Linked DNA regions of Homo sapiens: region 2 is linked to region 1. The links are chromatin loops, found by intact Hi-C in ENCODE. Cell type or tissue: adrenal gland. All regions are shown on one strand.

Region 1 (8,000 bases):
GTGGTCTGTGGAAAGAAAAGAAGACTCATTTGGAAATGAAGCTGTCCCTTTCCAAGCAGTCTCTGGTGCTTTTCTTCTCTCAAAATGGATCCGATAAATATTTGAATAGAGCAGATTGTAGAATGTCGTGCTGTCACCAGAAAGCTGCTGTTTTGGGTTCTGCATTGAGCCAAATATGTAGAGGACCTACCAAGCCCACTGAGGGACTAGGTTTTCATGTCTCTAGTCATACCTAGAATGTTCTGAGCCGTCTGAGGGCCTTCATGCCGGCAGCAGCTAGCAAAGCCAGAAAGCAAGTCTAACAGGATCTAAGATGACCATCAGGAGAAGGAGTTTGAGACTGTGTATGCAACCCCCAATAGACCCCCTTTTACTCTGATCTGGAGAATGTATCTGGCTTCATATTTTCAAGTCACATGTCTCTCAGACCCCTGGATTCAGAACCCAAGGCCACAAATCATAGGCATGAAGCACTTTCTTAAGACTGACCTAACGCTGGATTATTTCCCGTCCAATGCCTGCATGCTGCTTGAATTGCTCCACCCACACCTCCATGACCAAGGGCGCCAGAGTGCTGCAACTGGGGCGTGGGCCGCTCTCTGCTTTTCCTGTCTGACTCTGACAAGTCCTCCCTCACTGAATGTAGAATCGTTGCCAAGTTTCTGAGAAGTGTCGATTCCCTGTTAACATGGATATCAGTTCTGCCTCACATTTCCCACTTGAGGTTGAGGCGTACTGGAGACAACACCTCAGACCATCTGAACCCCATCAGTGGACGAAAATGGGGCTGTTAATATACTCTAAAAGCCATACTAAAAATGCTCTGAGGGAACTGGCTAAGAATAGTGGGCCTGGTGATTGTCTATCACGCAAGGCTTTGTTTTGTACTGTTCAGAAATCTGTCACCTTTCTGCCTGCCCTTGTTTCCTGAATGAAATGCTTCTGGGGTTATTTATGAAAGGAGTGATCCTGGGGCAGGCAGGAGGCAGTGGGCTTCATGGCTCCTTGAAGTTATTACTGATCTTGACCTTCTCTTTGGCTACCTTTAGACAAAGAATACGCCAATCAATACTTGGGGCTCTAAGTTTTACAATTGATATTTATTTGTATCATCTCTTTGTCTAGGAATGTAAAAGTGATTCTAAACTAAGATGTGTAATAAAAATCAATCAGATTTATTGTACCTACAAAAAGGTGTCCTCATAAATGACTAAGGCTTTTGAAAATGACATGCCTGTGGCTGACACACTGCCATTTTCAATAAACATTTTAACTGGGTGGGAGTGGGAAAATGAAGATTGAGTTGGGATGCTGGCATTATTTAATATAGCAACAAGGGGCAGGGTGCAGTGGCTCATGCCTGTAATCCCAGCACTTTGGGAGGCTGAGCCGGGTGGATCACTTCAGGTCAGGAGTTGGAGACGAGCCTGGCCAACATGGTGAAACCCTGTCTGTACTAAAAATACAAAATTGAGTCGGGCGTGGTGGTGCGCACCTGTCATCCCAGCTACTCGGGAGACTGAGGCAGGAGAATCGCTTGAGGCCGAGATTGCAGTAGGCCAAGATTGCACAACTGCACTTCAGCCTGGGCAACGGAGCGAGACTCCGCCTCAAAAATAAATAAGTAAATAAAAATAAATAAATAATGTAGCAACAAGGAAAAGGACACAAAATGAAGAATGATAGAGTGACAAATAAGTGTTTTTCATGTTTTTCCGTGGAGGTTCCTGAGACTGGCCTGGGCAACGGCATGAAATTTCTTTTAACTTTTGTGTTTTGTTTTAAAAATTCTTTTAAATTTACTATTATACATCATACTTTAAAATATATGTGCCTTTTTTTTTTTTTGAGACAGGGCATCATTCTGTTGCCCAGGCTGGAATGCAGTGGCGTGATCACGGTTCTCTGCAGCCTCAGCCTCACAGGCTAGTGATCTTCCCACCTCAGCCAAGACTACAGGTGTGCACCACTATACCTGGCTAATTTTTTATTTTTTGTAGAAATGGGGTCTCTCTATGTTGCCCAGGCTGATCTGTGCCTTTTTTAACACTAAAGTATTTTATGTTGTTTACCATCAGGAAAAGAAGATACAAAAAATGGGCCACACATTGTCTTTTGGATTTCCATGCTCGTAGGCCTGCTGGAGTGACCCTGGGGGGTTGTGCCCCTTAGTTGAGAAGTGGGACTGGGTGGAAGGAGCACAGACCCTGGATTCCAAGCTGGGTTTGAATTCTAGTATTGCCACCACTTACTAGCCATATGACTAGGAGGAATTTAATTGACCTCTCTGAACTTTGGGGCCTTTGTCTGTAAAGTGGAGTGATTATCCCCACTTTGAAGGGCCATTTTGAGGATCAGCGATACATTTAAAGCAGCAAGTACAGTATGGGATAGAGCAAACGTGAAAAAAATGTGGTTATTGCTGTGATAAGGCACTGTGTTTAGAAGACACCATGAACACTTTGTGTCCCGAGAAACTAGAAGTCAGTATTGGACATACCATCTTTAGAAAATCCTAAAGAAAAGCTGTTAACTGTTTAGTAATGTGTATTGAGTACCTACTATGTGTCAAGCTGTTCTAGGCACTAGATATATAGACGTAACACCAGGAACCTGCCTACATGGAACTTGCACTTTAATGGGGATGGAGGATGGGTAAATGTTAAATTAACCAAATGCACACAAATATATGATTATGAATTGTGTCAAATGTCATGAAGTTATAATAGGTTTTTGTTTTTATTTTTGTTTTGAGACGAGCTCTCGCTCTGTCACCCAGGCTGAAGTACAGTGAGTGGCGTGATCATAGCTCACTGTAGCCTCGACCTCCTGGGCTCAAACGATCCTCCTGCCTCAGTCCCCCAAGTAACGGACCAAGGTGCGAACCACCATGGCTGACTAATTTTTTAAAATTTTTTATAGAGATAGGATTTTGTCATTTTGCCCAGGATGGTCTTGAACTTATGGGCTCAAGTGATGCTCCTGCCTCAGCTTCCCAAAGTGCTGGAATTATATGTGTGAGCCACCCTGTGTGGCCAATATAATAGAATATTATAAAAGGAGAGTGGAGACCTAATTTAGATGGGGTGGGTAAAGTAGGAAAGGGCTCTTTGAAGAAATGACAGTTACAGTGAGATCTAGAGGACAGGAGTTAGCTGGGCAAGGAGGAGGGAAGGGCATTTGTGAAGGGATGGGGGAACAGTGTTTGCGAGGGTTTTGCAGAACAAACTCAAATTTCACAAGAAGGTATCTGCAGTCCCTTTTTACCCTCACTAGAGGGTAGCATGGAGAACTGTAGAAAAGATTACAGTCTAGGACTTTAAAGATAGCAACAAAAAATGTAAAGAGCACAAAGGGGACAGTGGCCTGTGCGACTCGGGCAAACGTTTCATAATTGTGTTTCTTCATAAGACGCTTTCAAACTATGTGTAATGTCTGTTTACTCCCCACCCTTCCAAAAAGAGTTAAGAAACAGCTTGGCTTAGCCTCAGTAATTACTAGTTTAGAATAGTTCAGAATCCATTACCCAGAAAGCAAGAATTCAAAGTAGGATTTGAAGAACTGTGAGTGTGTTCTTGAAAATGACAGAATTTGCTGGGCACGGTGGCTCACGCCTGTAATCCCAGCACTTTGGGAGGCTGAGGTGGGCAGATCACCTGAGGTCAGGAGTTTGAGACCAGCCTGACCAACATGGAGAATCCCCGTCTCTACTGAAAATACAAAATTAGCCAGGCGTGGTGGAACATCCCTGTAATCCCAGCTACTCAGGAGGCTGAGGGAGGAGAATCGCTTGAACTCAGGAGGCAGAGGTTGTGGTGAGCCGAGATCGCTCCATTGCACTCCAGCCTGGGCAACAAGAGTGAAACTCCATCCATCCATCTTAAAAAAAAAAAAAGAAAAGAAAATGACAGAATTCTTGGTTGGGCCAGAGGCTAATTCATCAGGGGAAATACAGGACAGACGGGGCACCTGGCAACTTGGAAATTCCTACCAACTCAGCTTTGTTTTTATCTTTTGGATTTTTAAAATTTTAATCAACAAACTACTGAATTTTGGAAACTGTATTTTGAACTTCAGACTGATAATTTAAGTCTTGGGGGCTGTGATTTTGGCAGGCCCTCTTATATTAGAGTTACCATCTGATTGAAGCTTACCCTGAGATTCTGGTCTCCAAGGACCATGTGGTGGTCACATCTGCCAACTGGGTCGTTGGTGGCATTTGTCAAGGACGTAACTAGCTCTTGCAGCTGCTCCTGTTTCAACCTCCATTTCTTTCACTAGTCTTGTGGTTAACCGGTCCCTGGGTGCTTCAGTTAGGCGTGCCAACTGGGGACTTGCTGTTGGGCTGGAGGAATGGGCAGAGGGAGCGATGGCTCACCGCATCTCTGGGGACGGTGTAGCCCACAGGCACTTGTTGAGTGCCCTCTATGCACCAGGCCTTGCCCTGCACTGGAGATAGGGAGGGGAGTAGATGTACCATGGCCCTTCTGAGGAGAGGGGAGACAGAAACACAAGGATGGCAATTCAGAGCACTTGCTGCATAGGAGGCCTGGCTCCTCTCCTCACACAGCCCTCCTAGTCCTCTGAGGCCGGAGCTACACAGGCCTCCATTTGGTTCCTGGGTTATGCCATGTGCTTTCCTGCCTGGCACCTTCACACCTTCACACATGCCATATGCCTTCTGCCTGAAACATTTTCTCCTCATTCTTTGCTCGGCTAACTCCTTCTCATCCATCAGGAACCAGTTGAATGTCACCTCCTCAGAGAAGCCTTCCCCAGCCCTTCGTTGTGGTTTTCCCCATCTCCGCCTCCCAGGTTCAAGCAATTGTCCTGCCTCAGCCTCCCGAGTAGCTGGGACTATAGGCTGGTGCCACCATGCCCAGCTAATTTTTTATATTTTTAGTAGAGATGGGGTTTCACCCGTGTTAACCAGGATGGTCTCGATCTCCTGACCTCATGATCTGCCTGCCTCAGCCTCCCAAATTACAGGTGTGAGCCACCGCGTCCAGCCACAAAAAAAATTCTTTAATTCGTCAGGCATAGTGACATGAACCTGTAGTCCCAGCTACTCAGAAGGTTGAGGTTGGAGGCTCACTTGAGCCTAGGAGGTCAAGGGTGCAGTGAGTTACGATTGCATCACTGCACTCCAGCCTGGGTGACAGAGGAAGGAAGGACAAGCATGCCAGACAAAGGGGACAACATGAATAAATGCAAGGAGAGTTCCTGGTGACTGCGGAATCTGATGGGCCTGGAGTGATGGAATGGGGATGGAGAACGGGGCTGGGAGGGTCTCGACTCCATGGCTCAAGTTAGAGGGAGAGCCCTTGGAGGCTTTTGTGTGTTTTGGAGACCAGGGGAGTGAAGCGCAGCCTATTTACACTCGAGTATTTTCCCCTTAAGCCAGCCTGGCATGCTATTATTTCTTTTTGAGATAACAGAAAGCAATTTCACTAAGTGCCTGCTTTAAGTTTGCCTGCTGTTCACACAGCTTTCTGGGCTTAGTTGGCAAATTGCATTCTGCCAGGAGCTTTCCCTGGCACAGCTCACTACCCAAGGAATTCTAAGGAGCACTTGAGCTTGACTCCAAGGTCTTAGTTCCCTAGGAATGGGGCCTAGTCTTTTTTCAGGGCAGTGGGCTGGAAGGTGGCCCCTATTCTGCATTTGGCAGCAGAGAAATTAAACTTCTGCCATTGGTTTGGGGATTTGTTTTTCTGTTCAGTCAACAAAAGATTAAATAACCTATGCTGTTCAAGACTCTATGTCATGGGCTACAGCAGCCATGAACCCTGCCCTTCCAGAACTCTCAGTCTGGAGGAAATTCTGGCCATTCACAAATAAGTAAATTTAAGGTGAGCAGTGGCACAGATACAGCACAAAGGAGGCGTCACAGATTTCCATAAGGGGCTTTGTTAATGCAGTGATCACCCTCTGCTAGATTATTCCAGGGACAGTGAGGAGCCAGGACTTTGGCATCAGATTCATTTATTCATTCTTTGAGCATCTACTAAGTACTGGGCATTCTTCTAGATCCTAGGGATACAGAAGGCAGCTCCTGTCCTAGGGAATGTCACATCCTAATAGTGGAGGCAGATGGTTGTCAAAGGACAAACAGGCTGTGTCTAATGGTGGTCAGAGTGCTCTGAAGTAAAACCAGGCAGGTCAGAAAGTAAAGAGCTGGGGTGTGGCTGAGCTGGATTGGGAGGGCAGGGAAAGCATCTCTGGAGTGATGAGATGTACATTTGAGCAGAGCCCTGAGTGAAATTAGGGAGCAAGCTGTGTGTCTGGTACCTGGAGGCAGAATATTCTAGGAAATAAGAGTCAGAGTGTGGCTGGGCATGGTGGTTCACACCTGAAATCCCAGCACTTTGAGAGGCTGAGGCAGGCAGATCACCTGAGGTCAGGAGTTCGAGACCAGCCTGGCCAACATGGTGAAATCCTGTCTCTACTAAAAATACAACAATTAGCCAGGCATGGTGACATGCGCCTGTAATCGCAGCTACTCAGGAGGCTGAGGCAGGAGAATTATTTGAACCTAGGAGGTGGAGGTTGCAGTGAGCTGAGATTGCGCCATTGCACTCCAGCCTGGGCAACAGAGTAAGACTCAGTCTCAAAAAAAAAAAAAAAAGAGTGCAAAGGAGGTGGGAGTGCATTTAGAGACAGGAAGGGGACAAGTGTGCTTAGTGGGCAGTAGGTTAGGAAGGTGGGCAGAGGCAAGTCGTAAGTGAATTTTATTTTTGAGCCATTGGACACTTCTGAGCAAAAGAGGGAAATGATCTGACAGGAATGCTCTCAAAGGATCCCTCTGGCTGCTTGGTGGAGACAAACTGTAGGTAGCAGAAGGGGAAGTGAGGAGACTGCTTGGAGTGGCAGGGGGTTTGGGGACACGGGGATGGGGTGAGGAAGGTGCAGTGGGCCGGCAAAGGTAATGCAGATGAGAGAGGGCAGCTTGGACCAGGCAGTGGGGACAGAGAAGTAGGAACGTGCCTTAGATTTATTTTGTCTGCTGATAATCAGAGATGAGAGGGGAGATAAAAAGAAGCAACAATAGTTCCAAGGTTTTTGATCTGAAACTTATTGAAATTCAACCTATGCCACTTGTCGCCCAGGCTGGAGTGCAGTGGCATAATCTTGGCTCACTGCAACCTCTGCCTCCTGAGTTCAAGCGATTCTCCTGCCTCAACCTCCTGAGTAGCTAGAATTACAGGCATGCGCCACCACGCCCGGCTAATTTTTGTATTTTTAGTAGAGACGGGGTTTCACCATGTTGGTCAAGCTGGTCTTGAACTCCTGACCTTGTGATCCACCCACCTCAGCCTCCCAAAGTGCTAGGATTACAGGCATGAGCCACCACGCCCAGCCTGTTTTTTCCCTTTTTAAAAAACAAAAATACAACAAAACCCACACAACTTTATTGAGATTTACAGTCATGCATTGCTTAACAATGGGGAGACCATCTGAGAAATGCATCATTAGGTGATTTCATCACTGTGTGATCACTATGAAGTGTATGTGCACAAGCTTACTGGTATAGCCTACCACACAATTAGGCTATATAGTATAGCCTATTGCTCCTAGGCTACAAAGCTGTAAAGCATGTTACTGCACTGAATACTGTAGGCAATTGTAACACAATGGTAAGTGTTTGTGTGGCTAAACATTTCTAAACAGAAAAGGTACAGTAAAAATATGTTATTATAATCTTATGGGACCACCATGGTATATGCAGTCTGTCATTAACCAAAATGTCCTTATGTGGTGTGTGGCTGTAATTCACTTAACATACAATTCACCCATTTAGTATACAATCCAATGCTTTTTTAGTGTATTCGCAGTTGTGCAACCATCACCATCATTAATTTTAGTTGATTTTTTATTTTTATTTTTTGAGATGGAGTCTCACTCTGTCACCCAGACTGGAGTGCAGTGACATGATCTCGGCTCACTGCAACCTCCGCCTCCCAGGTTCAAGCGATTCTCTGGCCTCAGCCTCCAGAGTAGCT
Region 2 (8,000 bases), 120 kb after region 1:
CTTGTCTCGCTCTCACAGGCAGCTGCCAGGATGTTTTCTGCCATGGCCGAGGTCAGATGGGGTGGCGTGGGTCTGGTCTGCAGGCAGAACGGGGATGGAGCTAGCATGGGGCCCGTGGGGGCCCTGGGCTTGTGCAGAGACCCTGCCCCAGGGGTGGGTGGCACAGGGTGGGGTTTGGGCTCCAGCGCCTCAGTCTATGGAGCTGTGTGATCTTTCTGGGCCTTAGTTCCCTCATTTGCAAACCAGGGATTATGGTACTTGCTTCCAGGGCTCCTGGGAAGACCCTGGGTGAAGGGGCCCGGGCATCCTGGGAGTGTGGCAGGAGGTCAGTAGTGGCACCGAGGGAAAGTGTGGGCCAGGCAGGGGGGACTCACCATCTCCATGCCGTTCTTCTTCATGCGACGGCAGGACTTGAGGTACGTGCGGATGCGCTTGCGGGCCCGCTCCTGGAACTCAGGGAACTGCCGGCTGCAGGACTCGATGATGGCCTGGATCTTCTCCTTGGGCTGCTTGGAGATGGGCACCATGCGGTCCAGGTTCTCGTCCACAAAGAGACGCACAAACATCTGTGGAGACACGGGCCATGGGAAGGGCTGGCCCTGGCCTTGCCCCCATCCCACCCCACCTGTTTCCGGCCGGTGCTCACGTTGAAGGCCTTAAGACGCTCAGGGTCCATGCCTTCAGAGTCGTTCATCTTGTCATTGTCCTCATGGTCATCGTGGTCATCGTCGTCATCATCTGCCGTCGGGGCCCGGCCCACTGTCAGGTCCTCAGGGCAGCCGCTGACCTCGGTCTTGATGGAATCGTAGCTCCCAGAGCTGTAGGGGGGGGACTAAAAGGAGGGCAAGAGGCAGAGGGTTGGGCCAAGCAGCTGCTCAAGCCCTTGCTGGGTCTCCTACAGGCGGTGAGCTTGGGGACCAGGGTGGCACGCATGCCCTGCTGCCACGAGAGCCATAGCTGCGAGGCCCTGAGCAAGTCACTCCCCTCTTCTGCTCCCTTCATCTGTGCAATGGGGACAGCAATGCTACCACCTCCCTCCCTGGGCTGCCGCAGGGAGGACCGACTGCAATAGTGTATGCAGAGACCTGGTTCCCGGGGCTGCTGAGCGCTTAGGAGGGTGTCAGCTGTTTCCTCAGCAGAGGCCAACACCAGGACCTGCCACGTGTACAGGGGAAAGGCAGACATGGAAAGGACTCCCACCACCCGCCAGCCTCCTCTCGTGCCAAGATATATTTTGGCTTCGGGGTTTTCCTCCCTGATCCCCAAGGGGCTGCAACCCCAAGTTGACAACCGAGCTGTCACCAAAGCAACGAGCATGCTGTCTGTCGGGAGGAGGAACAGATGCGCTGGGCGAGGTAGCCAGCCAGGGCGACAGGTCCGTTCAGCAGGATGCGTTCCCGCAGCTCCTGAGCTGGACTTCTCCTGTCTGCCCCCCACCCAGGACAGCACAGTGGCCCCTTGAGAATATGCGGGTAGAAAGGGAGAGGGAACCGGATCCGGCCTCCCCCAGCAGTCTCCTGTCCTCCAGTAGAGAAGGGCTCCAGCCCTCTGCTCCCACCACGAGTTTCTCCCTGGCCAAGCCCCTCAACCATCTCTCCTTAGGAGCAGCTCCCTCTTTTCCCCCATGCCCCTCCATCTTCTCATCCTTCATGGCTCAGCTCCCACACCACCTGTCTCCTGCCCCTGCCTCGGGGCACCGCTCTGGGACGGCTGAGGACCACTGTTGCCTTTCGGAAAGTTTGTGCCTTCGATGTGTCCTAAGTACTCGTTCAGATCGTGACTGACAGTAGCCTGGGGACACTGTCCCTGCCCTCAAGGAGGTTGGCATCTAGCAGGTAAGGCAGGCTCAGGGAACAGGTGGCGGTATGGTCAGACCCTGTGATGTGGCAGCATGGCCATGGCACAGCCCGGAAGGGAACAGCACTCACTGAGGAGCAAATCCAGGAAGAAGGGCATTGCCTGGCACCTGGTCCCACAGCACGGCCCCCGCCAGGCCTCTCTCCCTGGGACCAGGCCCGCAGGGGTTGGTGCCCTAGGGTCACTGGCCTGGTGCCTGTCTCTTCGTCCACATACAGACTTGGATAGGGGCAGGATGCCGAGGGCCCCCGCTGGCTACCATAACTGGCCGTGTGGCCCCAGGCAAGCCACATTCCCACGCCACTCCTCAGCCAAACCCTGAGCCAGGGCCAGGGCAGACAGATGGAGAAAAAACTAAGATAGGAGCTGCTGGTGGCGTTCCTGCTCTCATCTCACTTCCCTGGGCCCCCCATGTACCCTGTGGCCACAGTGGCAATGGCTGCTGAACACAACTCACCCCCTTCATGGAACAGCAGCTATGCCTGTCCCTTGGACCCAGGCAAAGCCTGCTCTGGCCAGAACCTGCTCCCAGCCACCTGTGCTAGACACATAGCAACAACTCAGCACTGAGCCCATGGTACAGAATGTCCCCACGAGACATTCCAAATGAGGCAGGCAGTAGCACCTACTCCACTCTCTCTGCAGAAGAGAAAACAGGCCCAGAGAGGGAGAAGAGCCTGTCCAGAGGTGTAAGCTCCAGGAAGGCACCTCTGGCCCCCGGGCCCAGGTTGGAGAAGAGGCACTACTACAGGAAACCTTAGTGGCCCGGAGGCAGCTTGTGGAAGTGTGGGGGAGGCCCCAGGAAGCAGGGGGGATGCCCACTGGTAGGGGTACGTACTGTGCCCACCCTTACCACCGTCCATCAGCCTAGTCAAAGGAGGAGTTCCACTGCCCACATCCCTGGGCCCTCGCCCTTTTTTCGCACGACCTATAAAATGGGGACAGGCACGCAGACAAACCAGGCAGTGGGAGGCCTCGTACCTGGCTGTGCCGAAAGTGGCCACTTGCTGTTATCCCCAGCAGATGCTGTTCTGGGGGAGGGGGATGGGTTGTGGGGATGCATATCCACCTACCACCTCTACCAAGGCAGGGGCCGTCAGCTCCACTTCACAGGCTCGGAGAAGGGGGCCTGGCTTGGGGGCACACTCCAAGCCATCTCCCATTCCAGAGCTTCACCAGGAACCGAACACATACCAGCCACAGCCACCACCCTGGCTCGGTGTCACACACATGGGCTGGCTCCAGCTAAGCTCTGGGCGTATACAATTTCATTCTCGCCTCGCGACAGCCCTTTACAGAAAGAAATGGACTCAGCCCCCAGCCCCACACACCTCGGGGGTGGTCTTCACCCCGTATTTGACGCGGCTCCGCAGCCCGTCGGCACCGCAGCCATCCGAGGGGTAGGAGGCTGTGCCAAGTGCCGTGGCCGGCGGGAGCTTGTCACACAGGTTGATGGGCTGATCCTCGGCGGCCGTGGTGAAGTCCATGGGGGCCACGGCGCCGTTGCCATTCATCTCGGGGAAGGCAGGGTCGCCCTGCGTGCTGCTCGACGTGGATGGGTTCAGGGTGGAGGAGCCATTGCCGCTGCCACTCTCAGAGGAGGAGTCATCTGGAATGAGAGGCCTGGGTGTGAGGCCCCACCCAAGGCACTGTGGCCACTGCAGCCACCTCGGAGTATCCCACCCTGTGTCCTCCTCATGAGTGTCCCTGGGTTGGGGTGAGTGCTGCTACCCCACCTCAGAGGCAATTTGCCCCAGCCCACAGCCTCAGCTGAGGCAGCCACAGGGTCCCCTCTGCCAGAACAGAGGGGCCATCAGGAGGGGTGTGGCCAGGCAGGGCTGTGCAGGGCATGGAGGGTCTTCCTGCACCCCAAACTCGCAAGCGTTATGTCCAGGCTTAAGGGAGACCGAGCTCCAAGGGTTTGGGAGTGAGTGGCCTGTCAGAGGGCCCTGGAGGCCCTCGAAGCCCGGCCAGGCTCTCCCTTCTCCCCAGCTCCCAGGACCGCACCTCCCACCCACCCTGCTCCTGCTGCCGGGCACTGCCTTGCAGCTTCGAGCTCTCAGAGCCCCTGCCCACGGTGGGCCCTCAAATGTCTCCTTCCTCTGCCGGAAGCAGGAAGGATGGCTCTACTGTGACCTCCAGCCATTCACTCCCTCCTGTAAGCAAGCCCAGCCCTGGCAGCCTAGGCACAGGCACGGTGGCCCCCGAATCTGCGCTCCGTGCAGGCCCCACGGCCTGGGACGTGCAAAGCCGGGGCTGCAAGGTCTGGGGTCTGCACGCGGCCCCCGAGTGGGCCTGCCCGGCGTCTCAGGGTGGGCAGCCCCGGCAAAGCACTGCGAGGGCGCCCCCTGCCGCAAAGAGCGCGGCACCGCCAGCCTGCGGGCGCGGGGGAGGAAACTTTAACCAGGGGACCAGACAGTTCCAGATACATTCCAGGCCTCTCTGCCCACCCAGCCCCAGCCCCAGCCCCGGCCTCCTGCTTGCTCAGCTGAGACGGCAGAGGCTGAAGCTGCACGGGAACTCCCGGGGTCACTGTCAGGTGAGCACCCGCGAGGGTCCCGGGGAGGTACGGGTGACCCTGGCGGCTCCACACCTGCACCCAGAGTGGGTGGGGGAGGGGTGGTCACAGCGGGCCCTGCCGCCCCTTCCCCCAGGCCAGGGTCACGCCGGACCCCACCCCCACCCTCCCAGCCGGCAGATTATGAAGATTTAGTCCCCGGTGCTGGGCACTGGGCACGCGCACCTCCAGAGCGTCCCCATGGCGACCGAGCGGCTCTAGCGCCCCAACCAATTGCTGGCCTCCCGGCTGCCCGGGGGCGGGTCCAGGCTGCCCATCATGCAGCCAGGCCGGGCAGAGGGGGATGGGAGGCCACGGCGGCGCAGTGCACCCCTCCCCCTCGGCTGCAGCAGGTCCCCTGGGCCAGGCGTCCTGTCCTCCTTCGGGCAGCCTAGCTCCACCACTCCCTCCATCCTCCCGCAGGGCAGCTCCGGGCTCTGCTCAAAGCCCGCCCATAGCTGCCCCTCACTGGCTGCATCCTCGGAGTCCCGGCCCGCGCTGGCTGTCCCCGGGACCCCACAGCCTACTCGCGCCCAGTCTGGAGCCAACACATTCCCCAGCATTTTTACTGAGCACCTACTGAGTGCTGGCCTGGAAACAAAGTAATGACTGCAACCAAGGTGCCAGACCTCCTGGGGGACAGATGTGCCTTACTCAGCCTCGTGGGTAACAGGGAAGGTGAATTGTGAGAATGGGGGTGCCCACTTTCCTCCACCCGGGAACCAGACCAGCTCCTCATGCAGCTCCCACTGGCTGCTCTCCAGCGCCCAGGCCACCCACATCCCACCTGTGAGAGCCAGGCCTAATCCTCACTCCCCTGTCCCATGCTTTCCTGTAGCTGAGTAAGAGTCCGGCCCACAGCCACTGGCACTCTCAGTCCTGTGACCTCTGCAGTCCCCCAGCCCAGCCTCACTATCCTGTGCTGGAGCTCTGCAATCTGCCTGCCATGACACCTCCAGCTGAGCAGATGGCAGCCAGCCTTCAAGGTCTGGTTCCACACTGCCACTTCAGGCTGGCACTTTTCTCCACTGTCCCTAGGAAGGAGGCACTCACGCCTCCAACCCCAGCTTGCTGCCCGGCCCTGCCAGGGATCCTCATGCTCCCTTCCCCTGGCCCAGGGTCATCGTGAGGGCCATCTGCCCCACCAGGACAGACCCTGTCACCAGAGAAGCCCCTGCACCTGAGGTCCAGGAGCCTCCACGGGGGACAGGGATGACACCCATACTGGCTGGTTACCCACGCTCCCATGAGCTGCAGGGGGCCCATCCTTCACCCACCTTGCAGGTGCGACTTCACATACCGACACCACCCTCACAGGCCACTTGCTTGACCTTGGAGGGCCTTAGATTCCTCCTCTGGAATGAGGGGCTGCTCCTCAGTGGGCATCGTGCCTGGCACACAGTGAGCAAGTGGTCACTGCCTTCATCACAGGCACCAGGCCCAAGGCTGGCTGCAGTGCCACACCCTACATAGGCCCAGAAGTGACATCCCATCATCCCACCACCCACCTCCCAATCAGGTTTTCCCGAGAAGATGGACTTGCCCTCCGCCACTGTGAGCTCCAGAGACACGCTGCTCAGGGTGCTCCTGGAGCCTCTACCAGGTCAGATGCCCGGCACGGGGGCCCAGACTCTCCAGCTACCAAGACCTTTGCCTCGGGGCTGTGCCCCCGGCTGCCTGGCTGGGGATCGACAGGCACTAGTGCCGGGGCAGAACCTCCCCTAACTGCACTCAGATGCCACCCTGGTCTGGCCAGGGAAGTGGTTGGGCGGGTAAGACCCGTAAGGCACCAGGTGCTAGGACCTCGTATGGCCAAGTGTTCCAAGCTGTTAGAAGAAACTGGAAATCTGCACCATTATGTAAACAGATTTTAAAATATTGGCGACTCAGTTACATGGTTTACTTTTTTTTTTTTTTTTTAGGGTCTTGCTCTGTTGCCCAGGCTAGAGTACAGCGGTGCCATTAGGGCTCACTGCAACTGCTGCCTCCTGGGCTGAAGCGATCTCCCCAGCAGCGCACACCACGACGCTTGGCTAATTTTTTTTTTTTTTTTTTTTGAGATGGAGTTTCACTCTTCCTGCCCAGGCTGGAGTGCAATGGGGCGATCTTGGCTTACTGCAACCTCCACCTCCCAGGTTCAAGCGATTCTCCTGCCTCAGCCTCCCAAGTTGCTGGGATTACAGGCGCCCGCCACCATATTCAGCTAATTTTGTGTATTTTTAGTGGAGACACGGTTTCACTATGTTGGCCAGGCTGGTCTCGAATTCATGACCTCAGGCGATCCGCCCGCCTCAGCCTCCCAAAGTGCTGGGATTACAGGCATGGGCCACCGTGCCCAGCCTCGGCTAATTTTTAAAGTTTTCTTTTTTTGTAGAGAACAGGTCTCGCTATATTGCCCAGGCTGGTCTCAAACTCCCAAGGCTCAAACCATCCTCCCACTTTGGCCTCTCAAAGTGCTGGGATGACAGACGTGAGCCACTGCGCCCAACCCATTATTTATATTTTTAAAAACTTCGACAAGTAAATGGGTACACAAATGTGGTCTATTCATACGATGGAATAGTATCCAGCCATGAAAATGAATGAAGTTTGGATAAGCGCTGCAATGTGGATGATAAAAACACGAGGCTGTGGGAAACAGGCCAGACGGACAAGGATACTCAGTGATTCCACTTCTACGCAGCATCTGGAACAGGCAAATTCACAGAGACAGAAGGTACAGTGAGGCTCCACGGGCTGGGAATGGGCAGTTAGTACTTAAAGGGTGCAGAGTTTCTGTTGGGGGATGAACAAGCTGTGGAAATAACAGTGCTTCTGGAGTGTACACTTAAAAATGGCAAATTTTATGTCACACATTTTACCACACACACAGAACCCAGACCAAAAACAGCCCCTTTGCCCTAGTTTATAGGCTCTATCTGCCATTATCTCATTTTCTCATGCCGCACACACAGAGCCTACTCAGAGGGACAACATGGATCGCGAAAGCCTGCCTTCCCCAGTGACACCAAGGTCTCGCCTACCCCCAGCTCCGCTCAGGCAGCCCCGGCATGCCAGCCCCCACCCCACACAGCTGCCCCCGCGCCACATGCTCTGGGGGCTGCCTGCAACCTGAGGCCCATGTTTTGCCGACTGGGGAGGCCACAGGTTTGAGCCGCGGAGTGGCTGGAAGAGGCTACTCCACCTTCTGGAGCCTCCGTTTCCTTTCAGAGTGGGTCCCACAGCCGTAAAACACGGTTCTAAGGTGAGGATGGTGCCCGAGATGGGGCAGGAGCTCAAAAGGAAACCCCAATTCCCTGCACCCCACATTTTCTCACATCATAACTCACCCACTGCCGACGCACGAGGCTCCCAGACTGCAACGGGGGCTTCTGGGGATCCCGGAGCCCAGCCTGTGACAGTCTGAGGTGGGCCCAGTGAGAGGGCCACTGTGGGGATGGGGGCAACTGCCACCCTCGGAGCTCATGCTCCAGCAGCGACAAATCAAACCTGAGGGCTCCAGAGGAGACGGGGCTCTGAAGGGGTGTCACCAGCTTTCTGGCCCCTGAGCCATGGTGTCTCCCCTACTCTCGGCGACTCCTGCTCG

Evidence for each region. Hi-C counts contacts between places; a loop is a spot of excess contacts. Peaks named below come from ENCODE experiments on the same cell type or tissue, not always from the same donor. Only the 100,000 strongest peaks of a DNase experiment are listed, where the experiment ranks them.
Region 2: it touches region 1 in a loop (2.1-fold over the local background); 19 of 110 quality-filtered maps call a loop at or near these places.

What each region holds. Positions count from the first base shown.
Region 1 is chr20:32,333,819-32,341,818 of GRCh38, forward strand. KIF3B (kinesin family member 3B) reads left to right here. Exons shown (of 9, transcript NM_004798.4): 9 at 1-1,193. Among named protein-coding and RNA genes, the nearest start is that of ASXL1, 21 kb to the right of the region's middle. RefSeq lists an enhancer at 459-518. In adrenal gland, a CTCF peak has its summit at 3,278 (motif pointing right); no DNase peak of the experiment used is centred here; H3K27ac peaks cover 1,021 bases.
Region 2 is chr20:32,452,930-32,460,929 of GRCh38, forward strand. NOL4L (nucleolar protein 4 like) reads right to left here. Exons shown (of 11, transcript NM_001256798.2): 6 at 3,189-3,466; 7 at 647-832; 8 at 375-566; 9 at 1-77. Among named protein-coding and RNA genes, the nearest start is that of ASXL1, 99 kb to the left of the region's middle. RefSeq lists enhancers at 3,657-4,572, 4,573-5,488, 5,489-6,404 and silencers at 3,966-4,235, 4,246-4,295, 4,726-4,875. In adrenal gland, a CTCF peak has its summit at 4,206 (motif pointing left); DNase peaks (open chromatin) are centred at 1,153, 1,788, 4,312, 4,892 and 2 weaker places; H3K4me3 peaks cover 1,206 bases; H3K27ac peaks cover 2,134 bases.